3 separate regions of the Mus musculus genome follow, and regions 1 and 2 are each linked to region 3. A link is a loop called in an ENCODE intact Hi-C map of the cell type or tissue named here. Cell type or tissue: heart. All regions are shown on one strand. Links, peaks and the distances in the headings refer to the core of each region. The heading gives the core; the rest is flanking DNA.

The links. A loop is a pair of places that touch in the nucleus more often than their neighbours do. Peaks named below come from ENCODE experiments on the same cell type or tissue, not always from the same donor. Only the 100,000 strongest peaks of a DNase experiment are listed, where the experiment ranks them.
Region 1: a loop joins it to region 3, with 2.6 times the contacts of the local background. A loop is called at or near these places in 7 of 42 quality-filtered maps.
Region 2: a loop joins it to region 3, with 7 times the contacts of the local background. A loop is called at or near these places in 30 of 42 quality-filtered maps.

The regions. Positions count from the first base shown.
Region 1 is chr4:133,772,177-133,778,029 of GRCm38, reverse strand. It overlaps Gm30019 (a long non-coding RNA gene), which reads left to right and starts at 2,256. Exons shown (of 3, transcript XR_003955286.1): 1 at 2,256-2,488; 2 at 3,056-3,272. Gm29942 (a long non-coding RNA gene) reads right to left here and starts at 2,967. Exons shown (of 3, transcript XR_390817.4): 1 at 2,839-2,967; 2 at 2,481-2,644. In heart, for the core only: a CTCF peak has its summit at 3,212 (motif pointing right); DNase peaks (open chromatin) are centred at 2,949 and 3,259.
Region 2 is chr4:133,589,570-133,595,422 of GRCm38, reverse strand. It overlaps Gpn2 (GPN-loop GTPase 2), which reads right to left. Exons shown (of 5, transcript NM_133884.2): 4 at 5,526-5,656; 5 at 3,688-4,097. The coding sequence ends at 4,025. Gm42324 (a long non-coding RNA gene) reads left to right here. Exons shown (of 2, transcript XR_881487.1): 2 at 92-484. Among named protein-coding and RNA genes, the nearest start is that of Gm42324, 3.5 kb to the left of the region's middle. In heart, for the core only: a CTCF peak has its summit at 2,643 (motif pointing left); a DNase peak (open chromatin) is centred at 2,652; H3K27ac peaks cover 337 bases.
Region 3 is chr4:133,827,460-133,833,312 of GRCm38, reverse strand. No RefSeq gene overlaps it. Among named protein-coding and RNA genes, the nearest start is that of Gm12974, 14 kb to the right of the region's middle. In heart, for the core only: a CTCF peak has its summit at 3,393 (motif pointing right); a DNase peak (open chromatin) is centred at 3,432; H3K4me3 peaks cover 901 bases; H3K27ac peaks cover 540 bases.

The DNA.
Region 1 (5,853 bases), core at 1,878-4,377, 55 kb after region 3:
AGAGAAACCCTGTCTCAAAAAAAAAAAAAAAAAAAAAATTGGCCGGAGCTGGGCTTGGTGTCGCACGCCTTTAATCCCAGCACTTGGGAGGCAGAGGCAGGCTGATTTCTGAGTTCAAGACCAGCCTGATAAACAAAACAAAACAAAACAAACAAACAAAAAAGAAATTGGAAATTAGAGGAATTAAAAAAGAATTTAAGACAAAGGTCTTGTTCTCTTGCCAGTCCTCATCCATCATCCTCCATAGGGCTGGGATTACAGGTGTGACCCATCACGATACCTGGCCAAAGGAGAGCTACATGTGAACGTTACGTATGTGTGGTGCATCTCTGGTGAGCAGGGGAACAGAGATAGGCAGATCCCGAACTCTCACTGGCCAACCAGCTCAGCTACTTGGTGAGATGCAAAGTCCATGAGAGACCCTGTCTCAAAAACTAAGATGCAGAATGATCTAAGAAGCCACTCAATAAGAACCCCAGGCCTCTGTCCCTCTCCCACACACTTCCATGCACACACACAGATGCCACGTATCCACACCCAGGCCCGGGAAATGGTTCAGTAGGTATACATATAGGAGGACAAGAGTCTTGATTCCCCAACACTCCTGTAAAAGGTGGGCCACGTGCATATTCAGATGGATCCCAGGAGCTCACTGACTGGTCAACATAGCCAAAAAATGAACTCCAGAGTCAGTGAGAAACCCTAGCTCAATAAAGAAGTCAGGTGGCAGCTGGAGAGATGGCTCAGCAGTTAAGAGCCCTGGATGCTCTTCCAGAGGACCTGTGGCTGGATCCCAGCACCCCTACAGGAGGCTCAAAGCAGTCTGGAGCTCTGGCTCCAGGGTGTGTGACACTCCCTTCTGCTCTCCCTGGGCACCCTCAGAAGGGACACATGTATGCACACGTACACGTGTGCATGCACGGGCACACACACACACAATCCCAGCACTCAAGAGGCAGAGACAGCAGGATCTCTGAGTTTGAGGCCAGCCTGATCTACAGAGTGCTAGGACAGCTAAAGCTACACAAGAGAGACCTTGTCTCAAAAAAACAACCCAGAAAACAAACCAAACGTAACTCCTGTCAATTCCGTGCATCGAATCCTTCCTCACGTTTAGCCTTTCTGTTCTCTCGTCCTGTTAAACTATATCCATGTGCACATTTGTTTACATATAAACATATTGACTAGAATTTAAAATTATTTAAATTCTATATTAAATGACATTTTATTTCATTCGTAATTATTTTTCTAGTTCTGTAACGGATTTTTAAAATTTTGGTGGGGGATAAGCCCATAAAACATATTTGACGTTGAATGTGTAAAACTGTAAAATTTAATGTGAGTTTCCAGAGTGTCCATTCCTATTCTTTTGTTGTTGTTATTGTTTGTTTATTCCTTTGAGACTATCTCTCTACATTACCCCTGGCCTTAAACTCGCAGAGATCTGCCTGCCTCTGCTTCCAGAATGCTGAGATTAAAGGCATGTGTTACCACACCCAGCTCAAGGTGAGGTTTTTTTGGATTTGTTTGTTTGTTTTTCTTCTTTTATTGAGACAGAGTTTTAACCAGCCTGGCCACCGGGGCCAGGGCCGGGCCGGGCTGGGGGGCATGGGCAGAGGCAGGGCATGGGCAGGGGCAGGGCAGAGGCAGACAAAGCTCTGTATTTGAGGCCAGCCTGGTCTACAGAGTGATTTCCAAGACAGAACTATACAGAAAACCCTGTCTTGCCGGGCAGTAGTGGTGCATGCCTTTAATCCCAGAGGCAGGCAGATTTCTGAGTTCAAGACCAGCCTGATCTACAGAGTGATTTCCAGGACAGCTAGGGCTATATAGAGAAACCCTGTCTCGAAAGAAAAGAAAAGAAAAGAAAAGGAAAGAAAAGAAAAGAAAAGAAAAGAAAAGAAAAGAAAAGAAAAGAAAAGAAAAGACAAACAAACAAGAAAACAAAAACAGGAACAGAGAAAGGAATAACTTTCATGGGTCACCACGTTGGCTCAGCCTGTGAAGAGCTTGCCGCGCAAGCTTGATAGCCAGAGTTTGATCCTGGCACCCACTGGAAGGAGAAAAACTATTCTAAAAGTCATCCTTTAAGTCAGCCAGTGGCAGTGCACACCTTTAATTTCAGCACTTGGGAGACAGAGGCAGGCAGATCTCTGAGTTTGAGTCCAGCCTGGTTTACATAGTGAATTTCAAGACAGTCAGAATTATGTAGAGAGACCCTGTCTCTGTGTGAGGAGGCCAGAGGACAACTGGCAGGAGTCAACTCTCTCCCCCGTCCATGTGGGGTCCCAGCTACCGAACTCGGGCCCTCATGCTTGTTAGCTGTACCCACAGAACTGTCTTACACTCATTCGTTTTTCCAAAGAATGTGAAAGAACGGCAGTGAGCACGTGAGCTTCAGTTGAACCGTCCTTCCCAGGAGCGAGAATGTGAAGTGGAGACTCAGGTTACTACGGAAGTATGGTGCAATGGATAATAACCTATAAAGGTTGTTTGCTGACACCTCCATGTCACCTCACAGAGGGTCGCAGACGCAGGCTCCAGAATCCGGTGACATTTCACTGCATTTCACGCTAGCTGTCCTTGGGAAGATTTTCAGTTCAGATACGCCTCGTGACAAAAACTCAGTGCTGGGGAGCTTCCTCTGTGAGAAAAGAACATCTCCACTTAGGGGAAGAGAAAATCTTGTTCCCTTTGCTCTGCATTATGGGTAGTAGTCTCTTTAGAGTGCCTTTGCCCCTTTTAAAAATAGGCATAACTTATGCATACCGATGTCCAAACACACCACTATAGTGACCCCTGGAAGTGGCAACAGGATTAGCCCAGATGGAAACAAACCTTGAGAGATGGTTAGCTTCCCTGGTCCCTGAAGAGTCACATGGGGAAACAAAAGTGGGGTGATTCGAGGCGAGCACTGGGAGCCAAGAGAATCAGGAAGAGAGTGTCTGCGGCGGAGTTCCCCTGAGACCTGCATGCATTTGCGCGCGCGCATGCACACACACACACACACACACACAAATACACACACGCTTCTTTCTCTCTTGGTCCTTTGCAGGCACCTGGGACATCATCCTAAGGTAGCACACCCTTGACCTCTCCTGGTGACACTGTGTCCTGGGCCACACAGCCTTGATTGCCAGAGAAATACGGAGGAGCAGGAGTCTTGGATGGAGAGAGAGCTTGACCCACTGTCCACTACTTCAAGAAACGGGCATAAGGTGGCAGCACTGGCAGTCCCTGCATGTGCCTGAGGAAGCTTGGCCAAGGGCCAGGTAAGCTGGAGCTCTCAAGTCCCAGGGAGAAGACGGCAAAAGGAAACTCAATAGAAGGCGCCATCCTTAGCCTATGGAGAAGTGGAAGGGGGAGGCTGTCTAACATACATGGTATGCTCCCATTTATATGACATGTCTGTGATAAGCAGCTCCACAGACCGGAAGTAGGACTGCAGCATTGAGCTGTAGAAAACTGCTGAAAATAAGGGGTTTCTTTGCACGGTGATGATGTTCTGAAACTCTGGATAGGACTAGATTGGTTTTTGTTTTGTTTTTTAAAGAATTTATTTCCATCATTTTTTAAAAAATTCTTTATATTTGTGTGTCTGTGTCTGGGCATGTGCAGATGACCCAGCAGGCCAAGGGGTGTGGCACCTCTTAGAGCTGGAGTTACAGGTGGTTTGAACCACCTAATGTGGGTGCTGGGAACTGAACTCAGGTCCTCTAGAACAGTGCCTGCTCTTAACTGCTGAGCCATCTCTCCAGCCCGAGATGGTGATTATATCTCAGTGCTGTTACTTAAAACAAACAAACAAACAAACAAACAAGCAAACGCCAGAAAGGTGACTCCATATGTAAGTCACTTACTGTGAAGTTCACTCCTTGGGACAGAGACAGTGAAAGGAGAGAACGGACTCCTACAGTTTATCTGATGACCCTGATACCTGCACCTGGACACTCTTATGTCTTCATGCACAATAAAGTAAACAAATAAATAAGTGTGATAAATACAAAAAGAACAGGGCAGCCATAGCAGCCCGCATCTGCAATGCCAGCACATCTGCAATGCCTACATAAGAGTAACCCTACAAGGTGAAGCTAGCCTGGGCTACATAAGAGTATCCCTACAAGGTGAAGCTAGCCTGGGCTACATAATGACTCTGAAGCCAGTTGCTCATATATAATCCAACCAAGTGCTTTGGAAGTGGAGGCCCAAGGAACATGGATTTCAGGCTTGGGCTGGAGAGATGGCTCAGCAGTTAAGAGTGCTTCGGGTTCTTCCAGAGGACCAGAGTTTAGTTCTCAATACTCATATCAGTTACTCATACCTCTAACTCCACGGACCTGGAGTTCTGGCCTCCTTAGGCACTCACACACATATGATATTCACTCAACACACAGACACAGACAGACACAAATAATAAAAATAAATCTTTAAAAAAAAAAAGGTTTTGGGCCTGGGCTGGGGAGATGGCTGTATGGATATAATCGCTTGTCTGTCAGCCTGATGCCTTGTGCTGCACCTCTGGACCTACAGGAAATACCCTAAGTGGTCTAACCTCAGCACATCTGCAGGGAGCTGAGCAATCTCCTGGAAATTCATGGGCAAGCCAGCCTGGAGCAGCAGTGCATCTAGAAAAAGACCATCCCTCACCATAGCACATCTCCCAAGAGTCATTTGACCTCCATATACACACAGTGGCACACACACACACACACACACACACACACACACACACACACACACACGCACTAATACTAGCAAGACATAGAAAAGGACACTGGTAATATTGTATAATTTAGTCTCTTTTTTTTTTTTTTTTTTTTTTTTTGGTTTTTCGAGACAGGATTTCTCTGTATAGCCCTGGCTGTCCTGGAACTCACTTTGTAGACCAGGCTGGCCTCGAACTCAGAGATCCACCTGCCTCTGCCTCCCGAGTGCTGGGATTAAAGGCGTGCGCCACCATGCCCGGCTTAGTCTCTATTTTTAAATGTGTGTAAAACAAAAACAAAAAACAAAACCAAAAACCAAACAAAAACCCAGGACCTAATTTCTAAGAAAGTAGAGTTTTAGCTAGGTGAGGTTGTGGACACTTACAGTCTCTATACTTGAGAGGCTTAAACAGGGTAATGAGAGCTCAAGGCCCAGCTACAGAGAGTCTCCATCAAAACATAAAAGGAGACAGACAGACAGACAGAGACAGCAAGACAGGTAGGCAGACAGATACAGAGAGAGAGAGAGAGGAATCTGGTGTATTTTTTATTATTGTTATTTTGTAATGATTAGTCTATATCAGCCTTGATTTTTTTTTTTTTTGTAGAACAGGGCTATCTGTCAATCAAATGACTATGTGAACAGTAGAGACAATATGACTCATACATAATAGCTTTATTATTGTCTTATTTGTGGGACATGGACACTCTACTATTTTCCTTTCCATAACTACTTTATTCCATAATTATCTTTTTCTTTTGGTACTAAGATTTGAACCTAAAGTCATGAGCATATTTTTTTCTAGACCTTCTCCCTCTTTTTCTTTTTCCTTTTTTCTTTTTTTTTTTTTTTTGAGACACGGTTTCTCTGTATAGCCCTGGCTGTCCTGAAACTCACTCTGTAGACCAGGCTGGCCTCAACCTCAGAGATCCCTCTGCCTCTGCCACCAGAGTGCTGGGATTAAAGACATGCACCACCAAACCTGGCCTGGTTTTGTTTTTCTAAACAGGGTTTCTTTCTGTAGCCCTGGCTGTCCTGGGGTTCACTCTGTAGACCAGGCTGGCCTCGAACTCAGAGATCCCTCTGCCTCTGTCTCCTGCTGGGATTAAAGGCATGTGCCACCACACCCGGCCTGACCTTCTCCCT
Region 2 (5,853 bases), core at 1,210-3,709, 240 kb after region 3:
TCTCTATCTGACCTTAGAGACTTGCAGGTCAACGTGGAAGACTGGGGAAAAAAGCTTCCATTTGCATTTCTGCTATGTTTGTGACCCACAGAGCCGTGTGAACACTGGAGGACCGAGATATTGGAAGAGCGGCTCCATCCAGAGGCTCTAAACAAAGACCCCAGCACCCACAGTAAAAGCCTGTGAGCTGTCATCCCAGGGCTGTGGGCAGAGAGGAGGTCCTTGGAGCTTGCTGGTTAGTCAGCAGAATCAGTGTACCCCTGGACAGTGAGAGACCCTGTTTTGACGGCTGGCAAGATGGGTTAATGGCCAAAGGCACCTGCTGCCGAGCCTGACCACCTGAGTCCCATCACTGTGACTCCACCGGGTGGAGAAAGCTGACTTCTGTTAAGTTGGCCTCTGGCCTCCACCTTTGCTAAGTGCTCGTGTGCATGCATGGGCAAGCACGTGAAGGCACACACACACACACACACACACACACACACACACACACACACACACACACACACACACAAATGTAACTAAAATGCTTGTAAAGTTACAAAGGATAGAGATAGAGAGCTCAGGGGTTAAGAGTACCCAGTGGTCTTGCAGAGGACCTGGGTTCAATTCTCTGCACCTAAAGTACCTTACAGTGATCTGTAACGAGTTCCAGGGGATCTGATGCCCTCTTCTGGCTTCTCCAGATACCTGTGTATCTGTATATATACCATACAGCCATACAGACACACACATACAATAAATATTGTTTTCCAAGACAAGGTTTCTCTGTGTAGCCCTGGCTGTCTTGGAACTGGCTGTCTACACCAGGCTGGCCTCACAGAGATCCATCTGCCTCTGTCTCCCAAGTGCTGCCTCTGTCTCATGAGTGCTGAGATTAATGTTTTTTTTGTTTTTGTTTTTGTTTTTGTTTTTGTTTTTGTTTTGACAGATCTCATCATGTTGCCATCCGGTTTAGAACTAGCTATGTAGGGGCCAGGCTGGCCTTGAACAAAGAAATGCCTGCCTCTGCTTGCTTGCTTGCTTTCTTTCTTTCTTTCTTTCTTTCTTTCTTTCTTTCTTTCTTTCTTTCTTTCTTTCTTTCTTTTTAGATTTATTTATTTTATATATGCAAGTACACTGTCACTATCTTCAGACACACCAGAAATGGGCATCAGATCCCATTACAGATGGTTGTGAGCCACCATGTGGTTGCTGGGAACTGAACTCAGGACCTCTGGAAGAGCAATCAGTGCTCTTAACCACTGAGCCATCTCTCCAGCCCCCTGCCTCTGCTTTCTTTCTTTTTGTTTTTGTTTTTGTTTTTTTTTTTGTTTGTTTGTTTTGTTTTTTTGAGACAGGGTTTCCTCTGTGTAGCCCTGGCTGTCCTGGAACTCACTCTGTAGACCAGGCTGGCTTCGAAATCAGAAATCTGCCTGCCTCTGCCTCCCAAGTGCTGGGATTAAAGGCGTGCACCACCACTGCCCGGCTCATCACCACAGTCTTAAGTACACAGACCAGGAAGTCCTTTTGCTATCAGAAATTACACGAGTGTTTGTATGTTGAGACAGACGAGATGTAGCCCAGACCAGCCTGGAACTTGCTAATACAAAAGCTGACCCCCCAACTCCAGTGTCTGGGATTACAGATGGGCACCACCGAGCCTGGTTGTGAACCATATTCACCAAAGGAAAAAATGCTTGCTGCCACACCAAGGTCTCAAAATAAGCTGTAACCTGCTCCATACCTCCACTGTGGCCGCAGTGAATGTATGCTGAGGGGTACAGCTGAGCTGTGACGCTGTAAGTGATGCCGTCAGTCCCTGCATGTGGTTTTCTCTGGTGAGTCTGATGGGTAAGCATCAAAACCCACGGCCACAGCTACTGATGCTATTCAAACCCAGAAGCTGCCTTCCTCCCTAGACGAGGCATTTCCCAGCAGCCTGGGTGGCGGGATTCCTGGGCCCCAGGCCCCACAGTTGACTCACCACCTCGGGTTGTGGCTCCTGCTCTCAGTTTCCCTGGATTGCTCTGTGGGTACTCTCCCCCCACTGTGCAGGGCATTAATAAGGGTGAGGCACTTTGAACTCCTCAGATGAAAGAGGCTGGGGAAACAGCACCCCATTATTATCCCTCCGAAGCCAGGCGTGGGAGCGAAGCTGGCTGCCCCCTCCTGCTCTCAGCTATGGCTGCCCACACTGGGAAGCCAACACGAGCCACTTCAGGGCAGACTTTATGAAGAAGCTGCGTTCTCCCTCTGCCCGCAGCACAGAAACCCACCACCGATTCAACTCCATCGGTACTTGGAACCACGTACAGATGCCTCAGTGTTCCCTCTTGATTGACCGCAGCTCCCACAGCATGGTGGCTGGAACTTTTCATCAGTATGTATACCAAAGAGGGGCCACTCCAGAGTTACTTGGCAAAGTGAGCCACGAGGGAACCAGTCTCCGGACATTCCCTAGCTTGTTTCTCTCTGGATCGCTGTAAGAGACGTGTGAGGATTCTGTATTTGCAGGTTCTGTGTAAAATGCCGAGCCCTGCACACATGTAGCTGCGTGCAATTGGTCTATAGATAAAGTCAGAAAAGTCTCTGGCACCAGTGCCCCTTGGCCATCAGGCCCTTCCTGTCAGGTTCTATGGGGAAAACTAAGTCTACAGTGCCACCTACTGGCTGGAAACGCAAACTGCAGCCCTCCCACCCCCCAAACAGCACAAACAGCAAAGAGAAACATTCCCGTTCCCAGACAACAGTCCTAGCATACCTTAAATAACTCACTTTGCACAGATCGTTAGACAAGGGCTTCTACAGCCCAGGCTTGTCTGAAACTCACTATTTAGCCAAGGCTGGCCTTCAACTCCCAATCCTACTGCCTCCACGTCCTGTGCTGGGATTAGAGGCATTCACCCCCACACAGAATGGACTGTCTGAAGGACTCTTTTGCCTGTCTTTGGAAGTGCTGGGAGTTGACTCTGGCACCTTGTGTGTGCTAGCCACTACTAGCTATGTCTCCAGCCCAAGTTATGTTAATTTTTCAAACTTTGACTAGTATTTGAGAAAAGCAGAATAAAACCATGAGCCATGCAGTGGTGGCGCACGCCTTTAATCCCAGCACTTGGGAGGCAGAGACAGATTTCTGAGTTCAGTAGAGTGAGTTCCAGGACAGTCAGGGCTACACAGAGAAACCCTGTCTCGAAAAAACAAAACAAACAAACAAGGGGCTGGAGAGATGGCTCAATAGTTAAGAGCACTGACTGCTCTTCCAAAGGTCCTGAGTTCAGTTCTCAGCAACCACATGGTGGCTCACAACCATCTGAAATGGGATCTGATGCCCTCTTCTGGTGTGTCTGAAGACAGCGACAGTGTACTCACATAGATAAAATAAATAAAATCTTTTTTAAAAAAGCACTGAAGAACAACTAAATCACGACAAGAGTCCAGTGCATAGCTGTAATCTGCCTAGCCAAGGCTGTGAGCCCAGGCTGTGAGCCCAGGCTGTGAAACACTGACCTGAAGAAACAAGAGCGTCAGGCAAGAGCATCTGTCACCATGTCCCTGACCCGAGTTCAACCTCAGAACTCAGGGAAGAACCAGCTCCAAGTTACCCTCTGACCTCCATACACAGGCCCCCCAGCCCACACACGCGTGTGCGCGCGCGCATACACACACACATGCTTGAGCAACACAGACACACACTAAAAAAACGTTATTTAAAAACATTAATTAAATTAAATTTAATTAAAACGTTAATTAAAGACATTTCTTTGTTCTCCAAATCCCTGGGTCCAGAGGGTTGAAGAAAGGTTTAAGGTCACAAAAAAATAGAGACTCATCTCCTATCGTAGCATGCCCATCCACTGCAGCCCATGTAGAGCCAGTCCTCCTGGGGCTTGAGCTTGTCGGCACCACAAAGGGTGCTATGCGTGGCTTCTTCTCTAGAAGTCCTTTGCAGGGATGGAGGTTTCCTCCCAGCCTCTGCTCTGGCTGGACGTGGTTTTTGGGTCCGTACCTCGCTGAGGTGTCCCCGGCTCTCCAGGCCCATGTGTCACAGCTGCATGGCTTCCTGCTCTGCGGTCTGCTCCGAGGGTGCTAAGTACTTCTCCTGGATGCCCAGAGTGCTGAGGGGAGGTTAAGGCTTAGACACGGCAGAAGATGGGGGGACTGGCCTGGGCAGGAGCTGCCCTCTTCTCAAGACCACCACCCACACACATCTCTTCTGCCCCACCCCCCACAGGTGGGTATGAGCCGCCCATTGCAGCCCTCCCTTGGGGCTCCAGTTTCTTCCCCACAAAGGACCAGGGAGCACTGGCCCTCCAGTTGGTGTGGCAGATGCTCAAGAGCCAGGCCAGGGTGTCCAAATCCTGTCCCCATCACTCCCTTTTTCTCTTCTGCAAGATCACAAGTAGACAGAGTCCCTCCCCGACCCCTGACAGCTGGCACACAGGTGCTCAGTACCTATTGTCATCTCATTCTTTCTACCAAGGCAAAGGCTCTAGTCTTCTTGGGCCATAGGGTCTTTTCCCTTCCAGACAGGACACAGATGGGACACTGCTAACACTGGTGACACACGAGCCCTCGCCTTGGCAGTCCCACGAGGGACCTCGTGTTCTACTGCCACTATTCCAGACACGTGTCCTCAAGGGCCTGACACAGATATCTAAATTCCCACCTCCGGCAACCTGGGCAAATGCTCTGTCTCCAAGACAAGCGACCTAAAGGGCAAGCCTTTCCTTCAGCCTCTCCGACAGCCTCTGACCCAAGGAACACGCAAACTGGTCAAATCCCAACCCCAAAGGCCCAGCTGCTCTGGTTTCCAGTGGTGCCCTCTGCCAGCTTGTCCCTTCTATAGGGTAGACCTGTCTCTTCTCCACTCCCTGACAGCTCTGTCACTAACTGTTTTAATAACCTCTTCCATATTTTTCAACCAATACTCCTTTCCCTATTCTCCTTTGTCATTTTTTGAGACAGGCTCTTACTTTGTAGCCCAGGCTAGCCTCAAGCTTTTGGTGATCTTCCTGTTTCTCAACTGCTGGTTTACAGGCACGAAACCTCACACCCAGCTCCATTTCGTGCCCCCCCACCACACACACCTTATCTAGCAAGACTCTTAAGAACTCTGCTACTCCTAATTACACCCACCAAGTGCATTTGCCACATTTACAGGGTGGTTCCTAAAATGTGCAGTAGCTCTCAGAAACCCAGGGAGGAAGATCAAGATTGAGGCTAGCCTGCACTACACAGGCCGATGTAGGCCAGCTAAGGCTAGAGAGACCCTGTCTCAAAACACTAAACTAAATAAATCCTTACCCTTGCACTAATGGCAGAAGGCGTGGGTTCTATCCTGGGCTACACCCCATCCTGGGCTACACCCCAGTGATCCACTGCCAGCCACGCCCCCTCCCTCCAGCACCTCTTCTTCCTTTAAATGTAATACAGAAAGCAAACTGAAGTCCTTGCATTTCTCCCACAGCCCAACGCCATTTCCTTTCCAGGCTTCTGCGTCTGGGGCCCTTCCATTCGTCCTTTCCCATGGTCCCTAAGGATACGAGGAGAAGTGAAAATCAGCTCCCATTGCAGCGGACATCATGGCTTCCAGGCTTCGCTGCTCTTGAACCCCAAAACAGTAGCCATTAGCTTTATCCACAGCCTGTAAGACTCGCTGGATGCTGTCCTTGTCCTGAGCAGAGCAGAGAAGAGAACTCAGTGAGTGAGTCAGCTGTGGAGAGCTGAGACCACAGCTAACTGGCCTCGTCTAACTCCTAGGACACATACGAACTTTCCTTGGCCCAGGACAGCCCTCCATTCCTCAGGGGCCTGGCTAGGCGGACAACTGCCCAGATTAGATTAGAAGGTCAGGTCCCCTGTGCAGTCCCT
Region 3 (5,853 bases), core at 2,203-4,702:
AAACACGTAGATGCTGGATACCGGATGGAAAGAAGGAGCTGTAAAAACAGACTCGCCTTTAGTTCTAGCTACTCAAGATGATGACAGCTGAGGTCAAGCAAACAGTCTGGGACAACTCAGCAAGTCCCCATCCATCAGACAGCAAACAAAGCTGGGGGCGTGGCTCTGTTGGAGGAGGGCTTGCCTAGCTGGGGGTGTGGCTCTGATGGCTGAGTACTTGCTTAGCATACATGAAGCCCTGGTTCCATCCCCAGCAGAAACCAGATTCTGGTACATGCCTGTAATGCTTAGCCTCTTACTCATAGTTTTTTAATTTATAATTTTTTAAGGATTTATCTACTTATTTACATGAAGGCGCTGCCTGCATGTACACTTTAAAGTTAATAGAAGGCATCAGATCCCATCCTAGATGGCTGTGAGCCACCCTGTGGTTGTTGAGATTTGAACTCAGGACCTTCAGAAGTGCAGTCAGTGCTCTTAACCACTGAGCCATCTCTCCAGCTCCCTAACTCATAAATTTAAAAAAGTAATTATTATCTTACTTTAAAAAATTATGGGCTGGGGAGATGGCTCAGTGGTTAAGAGCACCAACTGCTCTTCCAGAGGTCCTGAGTTCAAATCCCAGCAACCACATGGTGGCTCACAACCATCTGTAATGGAGTTTGATGCCCTCTTCTGGTGTGTCTGAAGACAACTATAGTGTACTTACATATAATAAATATTTTTTTTAATTATGTTCACTTATCATGTGTGCAGACATGTGTGTAGGCGGGTGGGTCAAACACACCATGATGTACATATAGGGGTCTGTAGACATATTTTTCAAGTCCTAGTTTAATAAGGATACTAAAATGCTTTAACCTACCTTCTAGCCCACCACCCACTAGAGATAGTGGGAAGAGAAGGTTAATAGGGTAAAGGAAGATATGGACCTGTTTAGAAATAGGTTTTTGCGGGGTGGTATCAACCTTCATTGTGAGGATAGCGGCGGTTCAGTTCACATGGATCGACAGCGGCAACGGCCCGCCCCCGAACACTGTTCACAAATCAGCAATGGCAGTTTGATTCAGAACTGTGAGGGTCTGCCAATCGGCCCTGAGTCATTGGAAGGAGGAAGAAGCCGCCCAAACACCACCATTAAGTTCTTTGGTGCATTTCTCTCCACAATGTCAAGAAGACAAAGGATGCTCAACCAGGAAGGCAAGGCAAACCAATGCCACGCAGCACTGCTGTTCATGGTCTGTTGGGTCATCCTTGCACTTTTCCAAACAATTGTCCACTCCAGCAAAACATCGCATGCCCCCTTCCCAGGCAACCTCAAGAAAAACACTACATGTCCGTTCACAGCAAAATACCCTCCCATGTGATTGCCTCAGCAAAACATCCTCTCAAAAGACAGTTTCCAGAAAAATGTCTCATACCACAGCTGAATCTTCCAGAGAAACCAGAAATTTCCACCTCACAAGTCAAAGGACATTTTTTCAGGTGCAAGTTTTTCCTTTCCACCATGTAAGTCCCAGAGACTGAATTCACCATCAAACTCAAGGAGGGGCCATTACCACTGAGCTACCTCCATAACCTCATTTTTTTAATTTTATTTTTTTTTGGAGAGGTTAGATTTAAATAGGGTCTCACTGTGTAAACTTGGATGGCTTAGAATTAATTCATAGCTGACCTGGAACCCCCTCTGTAGGTTCAAGATCAGGGTGGCCTTGAACTCACAGAAGTCTGCTTGTCTCTTTGTCTCTTAAGGACTAGGATTAAGGTATGTGCTGCCTGGCCTAGCTCTGTAAATTTTGCTGTTGTTTCGCAATTTGTCTTTCTATGTGGACAAGTTGACTCTAAGCGCACTATCCTCTACCCTTAGCCTGTAGTGTACTGGGATTACAGACATGTGGTGCCATAGCTGGCCCCAGGGCTCTTACAGTAAATTTACAGGGTAAATACAGTATTATTATTTGTTTTTTAAAAAAGGTGGGGGGGCTGGTGAGATGGCTCAGTGGTTAAGAGCACTGACTGCTCTTCCAAAGGTCCTGAGTTCAAATCCCAGCAACCACATGGTGGCTGACAACCATCTGTAACAAGATCTGATGCCCTCTTCTGGTGTGTCTGAAGACAACTACAGTGTACTTACATATAGTAAATAAATAAATCTTAAAAAAAAAAAAAAAAGGAAGAAAGGCCAGATGTGGTGGTGCACACCTTTAATCCCAGCACTTGGGAGGCAGACTCCTGAGTTCGAGGCCAACCTGGTCTACAGAGTAAGTTCCAGGACAGCCAGGGCTACACAGAGAAACCCTGTGTCGAAAAACAAAACAAAACAAAACAAAACAAAACAAAACAAAACAAAACAAAACAAAAAAGAAGCTGAAGAGACGAAGAGCTTGTTTTTGAGCCGGGTGGTGGTGCAGGCGGATTTCTGAGTTTGAGGCCAGCCAGGGCTACACAGACAAAACAAAAAACCAAAATAACAACAAAAAAGAGCTTAGTTTCTTAGACCAGACCCTGAATTATAACCTCAATTTCTCTCTCTCTCTCTCTCTCTCTCTCTCTCTCTCTCTCTCTCTCTCTCTCTCTCTCTCAATGTATCATGCACAGTGTTCTGTCTGTATGTGTGCCTGCATGCCAGAAGAGGGCACTACCAGATCTCATTATAGATGGTTATGAACCACCATGTGGCTGCTGGGAATTGAACTCAGGTCAGGACCTCTGGAAGAGCAGTCAGTGCTCATAACCTCTGAGTCATCTCTCCAGCCCCCCCAAACAGCTTTTAATAAGAGCACTTCCCTTCCCCCTTCTGCGGAAAGCATCATGACATTAGTTCTCCATTCTTGATATGTTATTTCATAGTCTTTTGTTTGTTTTGTTTTTTACTGTCCTAGAACTCACTCTGTAGACCAGGCTGGCATCAAACTCAGAAATCTGCCTCCCAAGTGCTGGGATTAAAGGTATGTGCCACCATGCCTGGCTTTATTTCATAGTCTTATTTGGACTATTCATTACGTTTCTTACCCTGACATACAGAAAACATTTTAATTCCATCATCTCTGTGTGTATGCAGTACCTTGTGTGTGGGAGGGGCTACCAGTGGGAGTTGGTGTGATCCACCCACGTGGGTCCCAGGGATTGAACTCAGTTCTTTAGGCTTGCCAGCAAGCGCCTTTACACACTGAGACATCTCACCGACCCATTTTATGAGTATGTCTGTTCATATAACAAACCAGTAAACTGTTGAAAGGAAAAGAGAGAGAGAGATGACAGACAGACAGACTGACAGACAGGAGGAAAAGAATAGGTGGGAGAGAGGCAGAGAGAAAAAGATTTGACTACATCAAAACCTTTCACCAGATGGGCGCTTTCATCCCTAGTTCCCTGCTGTTCTTCTTTTGACCAACAGGTGGCAGGCTAAACCCACAACAGGCGACCATGACTTTCTTTAACTGCAATGAGAAGAAAATTGCTTCTTTTCCCACACGTATTTCTTTCCCCAGATAAACAGTGCGGTGAGCATCTGCCCGCTTATCAAGGAAGTGAGCCCCAGAAGAAGGTCGCTTTTCAGGTGAGGGACACACGGGTCACCAACCTGACTCTGAGCTTCAGGTTACAACACTGCAGACAAGTTCCTTAGAAAGCAGCCAAGGTTGCTCCAAAAGTTGTTTTAAAATTCACATAATCTACATTTCCCCAGTTAATAATAATAAAAAGTGTATAACCAGAAGTCACAGAGGCCCTTCTGTCATAACTGGTAGGGTTTTAGAGGTAATGGTACTTCCTTTTCATGAAGGAGAAGTTTTCAGAGCCAGCCCCCTCCCAGAATCCTTCCACCCACCCCTCTATACACTGCTCTCCCCCAGGAATTGCTTCCCAGCCCTTCACAAAATTGCCAGGGTAATTGACTCTTCGCGGGCTGAGTCTGACTTCCCACCCTGATTTGGTAACAGACTTTGTTTTGGTGAGATGAGGCTCTTTGTTTGCCAATGCACAATAAAAATGGCTTTTGAGTGACTTCAGAGGACGCTTTCTGGTGCCAATAGCAGATTCCAAAGCAGCCTTTATCCCCGACGTGGGGGATCGGGTCCCTCGAGACTGTTTAAGGATCGGTTTTCAAAGTGCTCAGAACCTGAAATGTCTTGTATGGTATATTTGCAGGTGCATAATTGGCCCAGTGCTCCAGGGTTATAAAGGCTGCCTTCCTGTGGTAGCAGTAGACAGACTGAGCCTCTTGCTAAAATTGAGGGCTGCAATTTCGATAACAAATCTGATTCTAACTCTCCCGTGTCACTTCAGCCCAAAGGTGCCTTTGTCTCCCAAGAGAAAGAGGGCTGGAAGTGACTGAATGGCCCTTCAGCAGAGCCAGGAGCAAAACATTGCCGAGGGACACTTTTGTCCGGAGAGTGGAGGTTTAGGGCTGGTATGTGTGAAGTGAGTTCTCTTTGTTCACTGCCAACCTGCCTGAATGCGTGTGAGGCGGCGGAGGTGACAGCAAAATGCTTTAAAAGTGGCCTGCAGTGGGAAACTCGGAGCGCACAATGGCGTTATTTTTGTTAGACATAATTCTCCCACCTCGCCTTTTTATTGCAGGAACCAAAATAAGTCCGGATAAAGCTTTAAAAGGCTGCCTTGATGTTGGAAGGAAAATGGATATTGTCTCTCCCCACAGTGTCTGAATGGTGCACATAATCCTAGCTATATCCAGATAAGAAGACGCCCCGCCCTGGGTGGAAGAGCACCAGGCGTCTCCAGGGAGGGGCCGGAGGGTGCTAGCCCATCTTACTGAAACTTCTAAAATCTGAAGAGAAGGCTCCCTGCTCTTCACACTTCTATTTGCAGTTAATGTTTATGTGTGGTAGAAATGTTCGATCCCCTTTACTCCTCAAAGCCCCCCCCCCCCACCTCCGGCATTTGATCACTTGATGACACCCATGAAGACTCCAGCTTTCGGCTTTCATCATCGAAAACCCGCGGGCTGTAGACTGAGGAGAGGAAAGGGGCGGTGCTCTCCCCCTAAATTGCTCAATTTAGTCAATTTAGGAGATCAGGGAGCCAGGGAGCTCCTTCTGCGATTAAGTGTGTTTTTTCTTTTGTTTGTTTGTGTTTTTCAAGACGAGGTTTCTCTGCATAGCCCAAGCTCAGAGATCCGCTTGCCTCTGCTTCCCAAGTGCTGGGATAAACTTGGCGAGCCATCAGAGTGACTCCAGTCGGGGAGGTTTTAGTGAACTGTGTCTCAGGTAAACCGGATGTGGGAGGATGTGGGCGCCACATTCAAATCTGAGGGGTGCCTCTCAAAGGAAAGATCTAATCGGCCAGCCTTCCCTGCAGCAGCTACCAGGGTGGAACGTTTGCCTGTTTGTGTTCCAGGCAGGGGATGCTGCTAATTATGGGAGCAATTCCCATGGATACAGAGAAGAAGGAGCCAAGCCCTGATCAGGAGCGGATGATCAGGAGGGGACTAAGGAGAGTGGTTGGCTCAGTGATTACGAAGAACACTTGTTGATCTTGCAAAAGTCAGGAGTTCAATTCCTAGCACCCACAAGGTGCCTCACAACTGTCCCAGGAACTCTCACACCCTATTCTGACCTCCATGGGTATCGGCGAGCACCTGGTAACCATACTTAACATGCAAATAAAACACTCAGACATAGCAGAGCGTGGTAGCACCCGCCTTTAATGCCAGCACTTGGGAGGCAGAGGCTCATTGGTGAGTTTAAGGCCAACCTGATCTACATACTGGGTTCTGGGCCAGCCAGAACTACATATGAGATGCTTTCTTGAAGAATAAAAACAAGAGCTGGAGAGATAGCTCCATAGTTAAGAGCACCGACTGCTCTTCCAGAGGTACTGAGTTCAATTCCC